Regions from separate parts of the Homo sapiens genome. Here region 2 is linked to region 1. A link is a loop called in an ENCODE intact Hi-C map of the cell type or tissue named here. Cell type or tissue: MCF 10A. All regions are shown on one strand.

What was found. Hi-C counts contacts between places; a loop is a spot of excess contacts. Peaks named below come from ENCODE experiments on the same cell type or tissue, not always from the same donor. Only the 100,000 strongest peaks of a DNase experiment are listed, where the experiment ranks them.
Region 2: a loop joins it to region 1, with 4 times the contacts of the local background. A loop is called at or near these places in 2 of 110 quality-filtered maps.

What each region holds. Positions count from the first base shown.
Region 1 is chr15:86,739,614-86,747,613 of GRCh38, reverse strand. All of the region lies in intron 22 of AGBL1 (AGBL carboxypeptidase 1), which reads right to left. Among named protein-coding and RNA genes, the nearest start is that of AGBL1-AS1, 430 kb to the right of the region's middle. In MCF 10A, a CTCF peak has its summit at 4,131 (motif pointing right); a DNase peak (open chromatin) is centred at 4,123.
Region 2 is chr15:86,114,244-86,122,243 of GRCh38, reverse strand. All of the region lies in intron 1 of AGBL1 (AGBL carboxypeptidase 1), which reads right to left. LINC01584 (long intergenic non-protein coding RNA 1584) reads left to right here and starts at 5,527. Exons shown (of 6, transcript NR_120368.1): 1 at 5,527-5,629. RefSeq lists an enhancer at 1-10. In MCF 10A, no CTCF peak of the experiment used is centred here; no DNase peak of the experiment used is centred here.

The DNA.
Region 1 (8,000 bases):
ATTAGGAGATACACCCAATGTAAATGACGAGTTAATGGGTGCAGCACACCAACATGGCACATGTATACATATGTAACAAACCTGCACGTTGTGCACATGTACCCTAGAACTTAAAGTATAATAATAAAAGAAAAGAATTATTGCCTTTGGCAAGAAATTTCACTTCGTGTTTTTTAGACTTTCATACTTAGACATTTTGCAATTTTGTATGTTTTATTATTTTTATTTATTTCAATTTTTATCTGTCAGTTTAATTTTCTAACTAAGTTTGTATATTACTTTAATCTACAAAATGTCATCAGCAACCATCTAGACAATGGAGACATGGGCTATTACTGTTTTCTTTCAAATATTTTTACAAACTCCTTAATAAGCATTATTTGAGGCAGGAAAATACTCTTACATTCTCCTCTCATGGCCATGGATTTCTAAGGAAAAGCAGCATGAAATCATGGCCTATATTTGGGGCCCATGCTCTTTTAAAGGCGGAAGGGCAAAAGTGATCCCTCTAGAGTCCTGGGGTGCATATGCTCGGGGGGCTGTGAAGCTGAGACATTGGTGGTATCATCCCTATTCACTTCCAGTTTCCATTATGGAAATGAGCATGCCACTTAATTGCTGAGTTACTGAATATTTTTTCATGCGATCTTATCAATTCCTTAATAGTTAAACAGTATCAGAAGGTAATCTATGATTGAAAAAGTTTAGGTCACCATGTAATAGGGTCTCTTGTAATGTTTACATAGAATATTTATCAGAATTTATAGTTATATTGTTTGTGTGTGCCTATGTTGTTGCATAGTTACATGTGTTTCGGCCAATAGACTGAAGTCTTTAGGGGGCCAGCGTCATACTAATTTCCTCTCCATTTAATGACCAACACTAGATACAGTGGCTGCCATAAAATACACAGAAGAGAAAGGATGTGTTCACAAAACATCCAATAAGTGCTTCATTGAAGAAATATTTGTTTGGTACCTATTTTGTGCTGGACCTTCTCCTAAGCACTGGGGATATAATGTAAATCAGACAAACATGGTTACCAGCTCCTGGGACCTCACAGTCTATCGGTGGAGGCTGATGTGCACGATCAGGGAATTATAATATGGGGTGATAAGTCTAGGCCTGAGCTCTGTGCAAGGTATGTTCTGAACCCAAAATAAAAAAATCAAGGGTAAACTTACTGAGTGAAGTGATGTTTATACTGAGACCTCAGGAATGACCAGGACTTGGGCCAGACATACAAAGATTTAGGAACTGGGAATAGCAAGGTTAAAGGCTCAGAGGCAAGAGACATATGTCATGTTTGAAGAAATAAAACCTTTTCAATATGGATGGGTTTACAGAACAAGAAACAACCATTTCTTACAAGGTCATGCATAAGTCATGTGAAGAAGGATGTGCGGAAGGAGTCTACTTCATCTTGTCAATAAGAGCGAAACATAACCAGGTGTGTTGTGAAAACTCTCTTGGGCTACAGTGTGGTGAACAGACTTCAGGGAAGGGAGAAAAGAGGCAGAGGGGAGGCCCTTACTGGGATGAAGTACTAGGTGAGAGGCATAACCACAAGAAGCCCCAACAGGAACCAAATGGGTCACTATCCTGCACTGCCCTGGCTTCTTAGCACATCAAAGAATGGGAGCTGTATTCTCTACCTGAAAGAGAGACATCAGAGTATCTTAGACCAGATGTGCTCTGGTGCCCATGGTGTTGGGCTGTGAGTTTCTGTCCCAAATCTATTGCTGACAGCCTGTGTGAGACCAAGTGCCTGGGGTTCTCCAGGTGTCATGGGAAAGATGAGCTAAATAGATCTTACTGCGTTAACAAGATGTTTTAACTGCCACCAAATAATGACTGGCTACCAGTAGGAGAGGCTTATACACCAAAGACCTGAGTTACAATTTCGGCTCAGCCTTGGACAATCCATTTTCCCCTTTAGGTCTGTTTCTTCACAGATAAAATCGGGAGGTGGGATTTAAATAAAATTTCTGAAATCTGACATGCACCACGTAGTATTTGAAAATGCCAGGCCCTCAATGCCATCTCCCCTTGACCAAGATTTTGGTCCAAAAAACTGGTTCCTACATAAGGTCCAGAAAAAGACTGAGCCTCTCTGGGCAGTAGTTCCCAGTTCTCTGCACCTCCTTTTTAGACCATTTACTGACAACTTTTCCTGTGGCATAGATGCATGTTTAAAACAACGGACTTTGGGGGTCAGACGGCCCTCAATATAATGTTTCACTTAATATTTTCTATACTTGTGTAATTCAGAGCAGGTCATGTAAACTTACAGCCTCTATATTCCCATTTTTTAAATGGGGATAATAATACCCCTTCTTCAAGGTTAATATATTCAGAAAGATTGGGCACAATGCCCATCACATACTAAGACCTCAGCAAATAGCAATTATTTCTATCAAAATTATCTATATGTTTATTCTTAATATGCCAGGATGTCATTCCTTGAATTAAACATACTCTCTCCTTTGTTTTCACTGGTGTATTTTGGTGCTACATATATAAGAAATGGATCAGCAAACAGCAGTACGTCTACGGAAAGACATACTCTATTACCTTGTCTTCCCCCAGTGGTCCACCTGGTCCCAAACTCTTCCTGGCCCCGCTTTTAGCCCTATCCCTAATAGGTACTTCTCGAGAGAGATCAATGGTTTCAGATGAAGACCAAGAGCAGGATAGAGCTGCTCCGCAGATCAACAGAGGTTTGCAGAATGACACCAATCTGGCACCTGGGTCTAGCACTGAATTCACACCAAAAAATTATAATGAGTTAAAGGCAAAGACAAACAACCCATCTCTCAAAACTATGTATTAACTCAACTGATAGAAAATAACAGCGAGTGAGACATCCTGTGAAAGTGTGATTTTCTCCCATATTAGTCTCAGGACTCAGTGCAAAGAGGGAGGGTGGGAGAAACACGGGGAAGGGAGAGCTGATCTATTTTAACTCCTCCCCCCCTCTGGGGGTGAATGTCTCCCTTCTTGCCTTAGTCTAATGTTGATCTATAAAGAAAGGTGCCTCTGCCCTTTGCTTTCGGAATTGATGGTCTTGGACTCCACTGTTATTGCCCTGATTCCCTGAAAGGTCCCTTGATTTATTCCCTTTATATTAGAAAACCATATCTGCTCATTATCTAGGAAGGTCACTGGGAGGGAGATATTTCTTCCAGCTTCAATAGCAGATCACTTGGCCTTGTTTCATATCTCTGTTGGCACGGCAGGAGCTCTGTGAGAATGGGGTAGGCCGGGACAAACAATAAAGGCAAATTTATTCCTGAGCAGAAAGCACAATGCAAAGACATGGCAGAATATATAAATATGCAAAGCGGGCTCGTCAGCTAGCATCCTTAGTTTCCATTTCCACTTTTATTTCCAAAGCTAATTATTCCTGTCAATAGGAAGTCCTGCCTTAACTAAGGTGGCAGGAAACCGTTAGTCATTGGAAATGTTTGTGTTTTAAACTAGAGTTGAATCTCCCATTTCATTCATTTCTCAGCAAGAATCTGGTCTCAGCTAACATTTGGAAGGGTGGATGCATATGTATCTGTATCCCTTGAAAGTAAATATATATATTTAAATAAGATGGCATTGTTCTAAAAAATATTTTCCCAGAAAATTATGATTTATTTTACTTCTAAGTTATCTTTTCCTAACTTACCCATATCAACTTGTCTTTTCTTTTTGTCAAAAATAAAGATTGTGTGTAGACGTGTGTGTGTTGCGGGGGATGGGGGTGTGTGATCAGATACACTGGAAAGGCCATATTAGGTAGTTAAAGCTAGAACTGGTTAGACTAGGGCAGTCAACATTTCCAACTCATAACCTTTCCAATATTGCTATAAGGTCATTCAGAAGCTCTCAGATATTTTTCAGGGATCATCCGCATCAGAATCCCCTTGGGGTCTTCTTTAGAATACAGATTTCTTGGGCCTACATTAGCCCTCCAGAACCAGCCATTTGGAAAGTGAAACCTGGGAATCTGCACTTTAAAAGCACACTCCTCTAATGGAGGTCCATTGGGTTATTCAGGTAAGAACGCTCCCCAGTGTATGTAAGTGAAGATCCCACATGCACTATGGCCACAACCTTCATCTCACAACCCGACACCAGGGGACGCTCTCTTGCCAGAAGCTCAGCCTACTAAGAGGGGAAAAACAGCCCAGGTGGTTCTGAGAAGCTGTAAGGATGAAAATAGGATGAAGTGGATTTGAAAGATGTTCCCCAGAACCTAGGGGAGTGACAGATTTGATGATAACATTTAACCCCCTTAGGCTCCCCTAGAGTTTCAGTCAGAGAGATATTCTTCCTTCCTTCCATTATAACAAATGTTGGGTCAAAAATAATCGCAAAGTCAATAGCCCACTTAAGTAGATGAATTTTAAGATACGTAAATTACACCTTAATAAAACTATCGAAATAAATAATTTAAAAAAATACTTTTTAAAGAAAAATATAACTTGGGTGTCTTGAGGAGCTATATGTTCAAGTCTTTAACATTGCTGTGACCACGCTCCTTGGGAGTCTTCAAAATGCATCCATTCATCCAGCTTACAATTATTGAGCCCTGCTTTCATCTAGGTGCTACAAAACAAAATACAAATTTTTTGAATAAATTATATATGATACTATTACCCCCACAGCGTCCACAGAATTTATCCATATAACAAGCATTGAAGTATGTTGATTTTCAGTTTGGTTTTCTCATTATTTGCTGAACTAAGCTACCTGTAGGCTTCTGATTCTTTCCAATGCAGAATTTAATTTAGTGACTAACAGACCAAAGCAGAGAGAGCAGCAGGGACTGTTTATTCTGCATAAGGAGACTTGTATTTACCCAGATTCTATCAGAGGAATGAATAGAGCACTGAAGGAAAGAGGTTCTTTTCTGACACTGCTAATGGCAATATTATCAGAGTCCAAGTCCCTCTCTGTGGCAAAATGGGCAAATCCTTGGGAAAGCCACAGCCCTGAGACTGGCCTACGGGGAGGTAACTTGGAGAGGCAGAGGCAATAGGCAGAACATAGGGACAAACAGAAGATGAGGGTAGGTGCTTCTTTTTCCTTCCCTGCATCCCATAATCTGATCTCGTGATACTTCAAGCCCATGGGAACAACAAGCTAAAGAAAGCCTCATTGGTAAATAAGGATAAGGTCAGATTAACAGAGAAACAACTTTTGGCTTTTGCCAAAGTGTGGGTAAAGAAGAGTTTAGTCACTTCTGTCATATATTTCTTGACAAAGGGACTCGACAAAAGCAGAGGGCATTGTTTCATCTGTAACTAATTTTAATCAATCTTCCTCTACAAAATGTCTGGAAAAGCCATGCCGTCTGATTCCATTTGTAGGGGCTCATAAAAAGTACAAAAAGGAAATCCTCTAGGAAAGAAGCTGTGACACAATTGGTCCTTTGCAGTCTGGGTCACGTTTCTTTATGTATGCCCAATAAAAAGAATAGCCATGTCATCAGTGAGTATAGATGGCTCAATGCCTCACTGCTGGTTCAGAGTCACTGCCGGCCTCTCAACCCTCCTCTCCACACAAAAAAGCTTACCCTTCCCTTTCATCATCTTTAGCGTGGCATGGGTTTTAAGCCACTCATAGTTTAAAAAAAAAAAAAACTCCAGTGGATAAAGAGAATTAATATGGACCTAGATCTGAAGAGGAATAGAGAAAAACTGAAATTAACATTTATAAAACATCTACCATATACCAGACACTATCCTAGGCACACTGTATGAATTCTTAAAATAACTCTTAAATGTAAGCATTGTCCTTTTGTTTTGCAGATTGAATAACTAAAACAAGGAGAGGTTAAAAAAAAAATGTCTGCTAGCAAATATTAAAGCTAAATTAGAAACTGGAGCCAAGGATCTTTTTCATCAAGCTGTGGTGTTTCAAAATTCAGTAAGGGACTAAATTCTTTTCCTGAAGGTCAATTAGAACAGTGTATAGAGTTCCTTTCTCATTGCTGTTTGATTGCCTCCTGATCTAAATTTCAAGAGACTTCATCAACATGCAGAACTATGATGTCTTATAGTTCAAGACTTCAACATTGTCCCCACCATAATGGTCAAAATCCATTATCCTATTTATTTACATTATCAGTGCTTATTTTCTTTCTAATCATTCATCATTTCCTTGAATTTCAAAGCCATGCTTCATCTGGTTGAATTCTTTTTTTTTTTTTTTTTTTTTTTTTTTTTTTTTTTTTTTTGCTTTGCCTTAGACCACTGTTCACTTGGGCTAGGAAATTCTCTTTACAGGCTCAGTGTTTCTGCCCCTCATTTTCTGTAACCTGATGTGACACTTTGCACCAGCAGTATTGTTTGTCTTCCTTGTTGAGGAACCTTTTCCTGCTAATATAAACAGTCCTGCCTGTAGCCCTTGGAACGAAAAGTCCTCTGTACTATGTGACCCTACCCTTGGGCATAGCTGACAAACCACAGTGGTCCCCTAACTTGTGAGGATGCAATCAAAAGACTGGCTAGTAGCAAATGATGTGTAGTGTTCTGCCCACATAGAGGAGTTTTACCATTCAGAGGCTGGAGCTGCCATTTGAGTGTGCTCCCAGGCAAAATAAAGAGTAAGCAGTCGTTCTTCCATGTGTCCTCTGAGAGAGAGGAGGTTGAGCAGGTATACTTGAGGATCTATAGTCAACTGTGTATCCTCTGAGGGATGGAGGGGATCTCACCTCTGGATCCTGCGGCATTCCAGTTATCAATTTCTATTCACCTAAAATTTGGCTGTATTTTCTTTCCTAACTGGAATTCACAAAATACCTTATCATTGTATTAAAACTTGATTTTTACTTGGGATACCTTACATCATTTCCTTATCTTTGCCAGTAAAAAGATCCTGAATAGAACACCTTCTTTTTCTTGATCTGTCCAACACTCATTCATCTGTCTACCCAGCTCCCCATGAAGCCATTTCTGAACGGATGTAATCACACTGTCTACTAATCTTCTACAAGCACTTATAAATTGTGTGCCATAATCATCACTCAACTTCACACTGACTGTTTTCTATTTCAGTCTTATGTCCCCAATTAGACAGCAATCTCCTTAAAATCAGGGACAATTTTGGATCATCTTGAATCTACTCGCATGTTAGCAGAACTCCCAATTTTACTCCTTCCCTCAGATCTTCAGACTAAAAGAACACAAGAGTGTGGGGCATACCTGGCAACAATTTTATGTCAAGAATCTTAGAACTTTCTGGGTGGGCAAGCTGGAGCAAAAAATGTTAACCTCTTCAATTTATATATACAGAGGTTCAGAGCAGTTAATGGTTACCTAGTTAATGAAATTCAGCATGAGCTCCCATGTCTGAAAGGTCTGGGGCAATCCCAGTATGGGGATGCTAGGGAAACAATTTTCTTCTTTATACTTTACAACAAAAGAGACAAAACTGTCCAACTCTTCCCTGATAGAAGACTGAGCTGTAGTGAATGAAATGTACTTGCTGGGCTTCTATTCTTTAAATTACTAAGGCTCTAGCCAAGTCACTTTTATGCTTTAAAAAAAAATGTATTGCCTCTTTAAAGTGAGGTTATTTTTATAGCTTTAGAACTCCTGGAACAGTAAACAGGAGGCAAATGTATCAGGCTTTAAAGGTGAAAGGGGTTATTTAAGAGTGTTATCGAACTAGCCAGCTGCAGCATCAGAAAACCATAAACATTTCTCTTCATAGCAGGGCTCAGTGATTCATTAGGCCACCCTTCTGGAGAGGGAGGGTCTTTATAAACTTAGTGTCACAAAACCCTGGAGGTATCCAGTCCTCTCTGCCATCCTGCTGTTTAAGGAGTGAAAATTATCTTTGCATCCTCCCTTGTTTCCAGTGCATTAGGGTTTTGAAAGGGACAATGATAAAAGTAATAATGATAGTTGCTGCCATTTCCTGTACTTTCCAAGTGCCAAGGTAAGTCTGTTATTCTAAGGGTGGATAGATTATTTATGGGAGCTGGTACAGTAAGTTAGTTG
Region 2 (8,000 bases), 630 kb after region 1:
GTTTGCAACAGGACCCTGTACAACACTCAATCTGTCAGAACCTCCTGTGACCATGTCGGGAAATGGACAATATCCTGTTGCTCCAATGACTATTTTCCATCAGCAGTAGATTCTGGCTGCTGAGAGGTGAAGGGGAAGAAACTTGGAGACAGTTCCTTGGAGGGAGAGCGCACATTCAAACGCAAATGTGTGTAGTAATTAGGTATGATGGGCTGTAATTTTCCGACTTCCTTGTGCAAAGCAAATTGCTTTCTGAGTTGAAATGTTCTCTGGCTTTCTTTCCCTTAAGTTTGGCCTTGTATGAAAGTCCTCCTTTTCAAAAAGCCAAATTTGTTTCATTTTATCTTATAACTAATTTAATGCTAATTGCACAATGACTACATTAGGCAACACTGAACTATACCACACTGTGGAACGAAAATTCATCTGTCAACCTGAAAAGCCTAAGTAAACCTAAGAGTGTGTTCAAAGATTAACCTCTGAGAGGCTGCCTTTCAGGATTATGCTGGTTGAGACAGGGCTACAGAATGCTAGGCCTTCTGGCTCTCAACACAGCAGACACTTTTAGAAACGTGGGTTCCTCTTAGAATCCATGAGGATTCTCCAAATGAATCAGAAACTCAGACTTCAGTTCTTTAATATGACTATTGTCGAGTACATGAATCACCCCTACAACTTGCAAATGAAGAAGTTTCTAATCTTTTTGGTTTTTAAAATACATCCAGGGACAAGGAACTTAGCATCTCCCAAAGTAGCAAGCACCACTGTTTGAAACTCTAATCTTAAATAAGGTCCCTCTTAGACCTATTTCTTTGTGATTTTTACATTTACATATTTGCCTAATCTCTATTTAAAGGGGATGATTAAATTCATTTTAAAAATAACCCACATTGGTGTATATTTTTGGCACAGAAAAATATCTGGGAAAGTAGATATTAATAGTTGTTATTCTTAATAGTAAAATGACAAATTATTTTTGCTTATTCAATTTTCAATTGTTCTAAAATGACCATAGACCCTTTCTATAATAAAAAATGATAAAAGTGGGCCAGGCACAGCGGTTCACACCTGTAATCCCAGAACTTTGGGAGATTGAGGCGGGCAGATCACCTGAGGTCAGGAGTTCGAGACCAGCCTGGCCAACATGGCGAAATCCTGTCTCTACTAAAAAATATAAAAATTAGGCAGGCATGGTGGCACATGCCTGTAGTCCAAGCTACTCAGGAGGTTGAGGCAGGAGAATCACTTGAACCTAGGAGGCAGAGGTTGCAGTGAGTTGAGATCATGCCACTGCACTCCAGCCTAGGCAACAGAGCGGGACTCCATCTTAAAAAAAAAAAAAATCCATAAAAGCAAACAAGAACTTAAAGGGAAAAGGAGAGGGAAGTAGGCAGTAGGAAATACATGAGCCCAAAAGTTTCTTTTATCCTTGGGGCAGAAACCAGAAACACATTTATTATGCCAAAGGGGTATTTCTAGAGAAATTAATACTCTTGTCTTATATTTTACTCATTTTTGCATTGAACCAAAATACCTTTATTGAGAACCAAAAATGTGCCAAGAGTTCTGCTAGTCACTAGGGATCCACAATTAGTGAGAAACAATTTGTGCCAGTGGCACAATGGTGGAGACAGACACACAAACAGAAAAGCGCAGGCTGTTGTGCAGTGGAGGTGGTTCACAGCCACTGCATCTACCCATGCACCTTGTGCTCTTCTCCATGGGGCCAGGTCTAAGAGGGCACATCTACCATCACAATCAGTATTGATTTGCATGCTTAATACAATTTTTTAGCATTTGACAAAGTGTCTCCAGGAGGGGACACCATCTTTTCACTGACAGACAAGTACACTGTAGGTTAATGGGCATCCTGGAGACAGGCTCACTGAGTACTATGGGAACATTAGGAGTGACTTAGCTTTGCATTAAGAGCAAGGAGAGTGTTGCAAAGACAAGGCTGGGGAGAGAATACTGGAACTTTGCCTTAAAGCCAATAGGTGTTCATCTATCAAGTAAAAAAGGCAAAAGAACATTGCAACATATCTTACAGCCCCAAGTACATGCAGGAGAAAGCAAAAGATGACCTGGGAAGGCAGGATGGGGAGTTTAGATTTTAATGGGGAGTTTAGATTTTATCCTATAGGCAATGGCAGCCTCTATATTTGAGGCTTTGTTTCTTGTGTTCAGTATATCGAATGAATAATGAGTACTTGAATGAATGAGTAGATGAATGAGTGCGAGAATGAATGAATAATGTGTACATGAATGAATGGAAATCGAGTTAGTTTGTAAATAGTTAACAGACATTTAGATTTGATGCTAAGAACAGATTATGGACAAATTCTTTTCTTCCTTGGCTTTCTTCAGGCACCACTCGAATCTTTCTACTTTTGTCCCTTGTGGGGAGCCATCCACAAGGATAGAATTAAAAGTGATGTGTGGCAAACTATGCAGCTACTAGGACCCCACAACCAGGAGATACTTGCAGTCTGCACAGTCATACTGGACAACTTTTATCTACTAGTTTCCACATACAGACAAACGTGCAAATACATACACACACACACACACACACACACACACACACAAACTACTTTTCTGAGATATGCTCTTCCATTTTTATACCACCTAGCCATTGTGGGGTCCATCATGTTCCTATAGTTTTAACCTCCCCACTGGCCCCAGTTGATGGGTCCGGGGGGGCAGATCATTTAAGCTGGGCCAATCAGTCCACTTATCACGACTATTGAATCTGGTGTCTCTTCAGGTGCCTTGACTGTGTCCTGCTGAACTCAGCAACCGTTGGCAGTATTTGCAGGATGTGGGGATAGTTGAGAGAGGAGCCAGAAGAAGCCCATCAGTAGCAAGAAGGAAAAGTGAACTGAGGTGTGCCAAAAAAAAAAAGCAAAGACAAAAATCTGCAGGAGTCCTACCTACACTTAAGCACTGGTTCCAGTTCACTCAGGAGACACAGACTCACTTTAGTGTCTGATGAGAAACCTTTGCATCTCTGTGATAAATTCTCTTTTATATGTAAACTGAAATTGAATTATATTAGCTTTACTAAACCCAGAGTGTGGTTTAAGTTGAGTTGGTTGAAATTCAGAAGTAGGCTTTAGTTACTTGCAACCAAATGAGTCCTAATCAAGCCAATAATCTAGAGAAAGGAGCAAGCACTTTGGACCCTGTGGGTTTAAATGTTGGTATTGACACTTACTAGCTATGCACCCCTTGTGTGCCCTCTCAGAGACTCTCAGAGTATTACATAATACTCACCCACAATTTTGCTGTGGCAGCTTGAAATCATGTCTGTAAAGTTCCTGGTACCCTGTCTGGTAAGCAGTGGATGCTACATAAATGGGAGTTGCTATTATTATGCTTATGCCAAGAGACACTTTTTCGCACAATAGACGAGAAATTGACAGGCTCATGGTTAATTATTAGTACAAATTTGCCTGCTAGTCCCACCACCCCACCCCACCCAAAAAAAGCTTTAGCTAAGCCTCCTTACCCTTGTTTGACTGCATTATAAACAGAATCCAAGAGAAGAACTCCTATTTCCTGCCCCATCACCTCCCTTAATGGCTGAGCCTCCAGGAAAGCATTCTTATTTATTATGAATGTAACAAAAAGACACTGGGTTCTAGATTTTTATGAGCATATTTTTAACCTCTGCACCTGCTCTCCAATGCTGTACTCAAACAGAAGCTCCTAGAGCAACCAAATAAAGGAAATTTAAGATGCAACTTCTCATTGCCTTTTTTTTTTTTGAAGTGTAATTATAATGTTGTCATTGGTGCTGATTCGCAGAGGGCCAACAGTGTACGTGGTGCTGCAGAGTTCTTGCAAAGACAGCATTTTGTGAGCATAAACAGAGGGGAGACGTGTCTTGAATACAATTAATTTTGTTCTTTGAAATCCTACCTGCCAATTTGGACTTTTAATAATTTTATTCTCATTCTCCTCTGCCAGCCTTTACTCCAGAGAGAAGCAAAGGGAGAAAGACAAGATGAACTAGGGCTCCCCAGCACCTCAAATGAGAGTTTGCTTTTAAAGCCCTTGGCAGCACCTTTAAAAATGGAACTGAGTCCACCTGGGAAAAGGTGAGGGCCATCTCTTGAAAGAGAGATTTTCTGAGTAGAAACATTATATTGACACCCAGGAGAACGGTAACAATGTCAGTGTAACAAGAAATTCAGAGATAGCAGTTTAATGTGACAGCACAAACACTGGAATAAGCAGAGACTTTTCAAATCAAGAAGATACCAAACTAAGATCCGCAGAGCAAGTCTTGACAGTTATTCTTCTTGTGCCAGAAGCTCACTAATGGAGTTACACATAACCTTTCTAAACTACAGATTCCCGCACCAATCCAAATCACCAAATCACAGGTCCTGGGGTTGGATTTCAGGCATGTGAATTTGTTAAAACCATGATGTTCTTCTATCATCTCTAATTACATTAAGCTTAGTTGTTGTTGTTACTTTTTCTGTGAAAACCCAGAAAAAGAAAAAATATGAAGGATGACGTGTCCCATTTGATGATCAGGAGGGAAACTTTTGATTAAAACAGGTCAAGAAGAGTTTTGAATACCTCTTGTGCACACGTGAAGTGTTAATCATTGCACATTATACATTGCTTGATATGCACTAAAAACACATTCTGAGCCTTGGTTTCCTCATCTGTGAAATAGAGATAATTCTTACTTTGGAGTCTTTAGTGAGAATTAAATGAGATAATTGTGTAAAGTATCTAGGTCATAGAAGTTACAAAACTTGCTCAACACAATAGTCACACAGGGAAAATTGGAAATTACAGGTAGGTCAATCAGATGCCAAATAGACCTCATTTTAGGCTTTATTCCTTACACACTCAGACTTCTTCTGAAAAACAAATTCTCAAATACTGAGAAATAAAGGGAAAAAAAAGTTGGTCAGGAGAGCAGACTGCCGGTTTCTCCCCATTTTCCTTAGTAACAGACCAATTTTAGCGGGGATTCCCAGCAGCCATCCCAGAGCCCGGGGTGTTCTCAAGGCAGGTAATCATGCATCACATCAGGATGGAGGGAAACCAGAGCCATGAGTGTGGACCCCCAGAACACTCACCTCCAGATTTCTTTATGTAAAAAGGAATAAAATAGTGATTTTAGTTCCCATGAGCCATAGCCAAATCTAATTCTAATGAATACAATCACACAGGAAAACTCTTCAACAAGACTTTGATGATGACCATTGATAGATCACTAAGCAACTGGCCTAAGTAACACGAAAACATGTTAAAAAAAAAAAAAAAGAAAAGAAAAGAAAGGTGTTTCTGAGGCCAGATGAAGAAAGATGCTTGGTTACCAACTGTATTAGGGTTGTCTTGAGAATCAGAACCAGTGAGAGAGATTTATTGTGATAATTGGCTCATGTAATTATGGAGGTGAGAAGTCCCATGACCTGTCATCTGCAACCTAGAGAACCCAATAGAATTCAGTCTAAGTCCAAAGTTCTAAGAACCAGGGAAGCTGACTGTGTAACTCCTAGTTGAGTGTGAAGACCTGAGGTATCAGGGGTAGGGGTTGCTCTGCTTGTGTAAGTCCCATAGTGTGAAGGCCAGAGAACCAAGAGATGGTCAAGAAGAGAGAGTAAGTGTCCAATGTCCCAGCTCAAGAAGAGAGAGTAAGTTCATCATTCCTCTGTCTTTGTGTTGTATTCGGGCCCACAACAGATTAGACTATGCCCACCCACAATGATGAAAGTGGATCTTCTCTACTCAGCCTACTGAACCAATGCTCATCTCTCCCAGAAACACCCTGCCAGAAATAATGCTTTACCAGCTACCTGGGCATCCCTTAGCCCACTCAAGCTGACACATTAGCCATCACATCAACAAAGTAATTGGAAAAAAACAAACACATAATCCTTCAGCTTTAGCACTAGAGAGAACTAAGATTCAAACCCAGCTCTAATACTTTACTGGCTGTGTAATCCTAAGCAAGTTATTTTAATCTTTCTGAGCCTTACATTTTTGTTCTCGATTGGTTGGTTGGTTGTGTTTTGCTGTAGCTGAAATCACCTAGAGCAATACTCACAAAACAGAGTTGAGATGAATTTTAAATTAAATGAGAGAACAAATGCAAATAACATAGCACAATGGCACTCAATAAATTCTAGGTTCCCTGCCTATTTTAGTGATACAGTCAATTTTATTATTGTTCTCAATTATTTACTTTCCTTCCTATAAGAGAATTTTAGTTGGAAAAGTGACATGATCTGACTTAAATACCAACCTCATGTATAGGATGACATGACTGAAATCTTCTGAGAGAGAAATGAGCCCTACTAATAATTATAACAGGAGAGTAGGTATAAAGCAGAGCTGTCCCAGAAGGCTGAAATGTTTGGTCATCCTGGAGAGATGAGTCTGGAGTTTCATGGAAAAGTCAGGACCAGAGATATAGCTGGGGCATCATTGCCCTTAACATACACATGGTATGTGACTGAGGAAGATGCCCTAGGAAAGTACACAGAGAAGAGAAGAAAGAGAACCCGAGAGATAGCCTTGAGCTTTCCAGTGCTGACAAGTCAGACAGAAAATGAGGCACCAATGAGAAGACTGAAGAGGAGCAGTAGTCCTCATCCCAGAGCACCAGATGTTGGAAGGTGACTAAGCGGTATCTGGGAGTAAGTATAAATAATTCTGAGCATTTCACTACCTCCGGCCTTTACAAAAATCACAATATTGTCATTCAAAGGCCCTTCTTTTCAAACAACAGTGATCACAATGATATTTCTGATATGTTCTTCTAAGTTACAGAGAACAGATAATTTTTTTTCTTAAGAAAAAGAAAGAAAGAAATAGCCAATAAAGTAAAGATTTGCCAGGAAATGCACATCGTGCTATGTTTATACTCTAGCACAACCTAGTGGTACTGCTTTTTACCAGGCAGGTCTAGACTAGAATAAAGTGGATGTTGCTGTCAAAATTTCATCTTCACAGTCACAATCCACCACTGTGACTTTATGGTACTCCCCTGCATCATGGGACTGGAAGCAAGATGGATGTCACAATGCTACCTAGATGGCTCAAACATCCTTCAAGAGGGATATTTTTAGGAAAACAAAAGTGGTCTCATTGTGTCATTTTGAGATCCCAGTAGCTATTTTTTAGCAGTCAAGATATTACCTCAGGTCTTCCTTACTTGAGGTGCCAGGCAGTGTTTATCCATAACCCAGTGGTGAACAGTTAGCACCACTAGCAGCCACAATTTTTTCAGCCCTTTTCACATGAGAGCCTATCATGAAGTTCAATAAAGACATTCTAACAAAAGAGTCAAATTCACTGACAGCTCAGGCTACTCTGACAGTGAATCTCATCAGAACGAGGCTCCAAGTGAATTCACTGAGAAACAGACTTGTAGCGTTGGACCTCAGCATCTCGTTATAGGATACGAATTGTCCCATGCATGCAAACAGTTCTGAAGTGGGCAAGCATGGTGTGGGTTGTCATTTGCACCAAGCTCAGCTAGCATACAGTTGTTTTATCGGCCACATTCTGCTATGTGGAACCCTTAAGCCAGCAAGGCCTACAACTTCAACAGGATTCATATGCATGGAATTGTGACATCGGTGAAAAAAAGACCCTTCCTGGAATCTCCCAAACTTCTTTTTGTTTTAGAGGTTAAAATCTTGGAAAGGGACTCCCATCATGGAAGTACAATATCTACATCATATTGATATTGAGTCAGCATTTGGGCCATAAGGAGCTAAGTTCCTATTGTTTTTCACAAATGCAGGGCGCTCTAGGAGTCCCACTAGATCTGCAACAGAGAATGTCTTCTGCAGACAGGCACACACAAGCAGACCAGAGTAGAAGACGCAGGCCACCTCCCACAAGTTCAGTTGGAAGTGACACCTCTGAGTTCTTCCTTCTGGACTCCTTGCCAAGGCAGAGTGCAGACTCACCTCCCCCAAGGGTCCAAGGCTGAAGACACAGAGCCACTATCAAATAGCCAG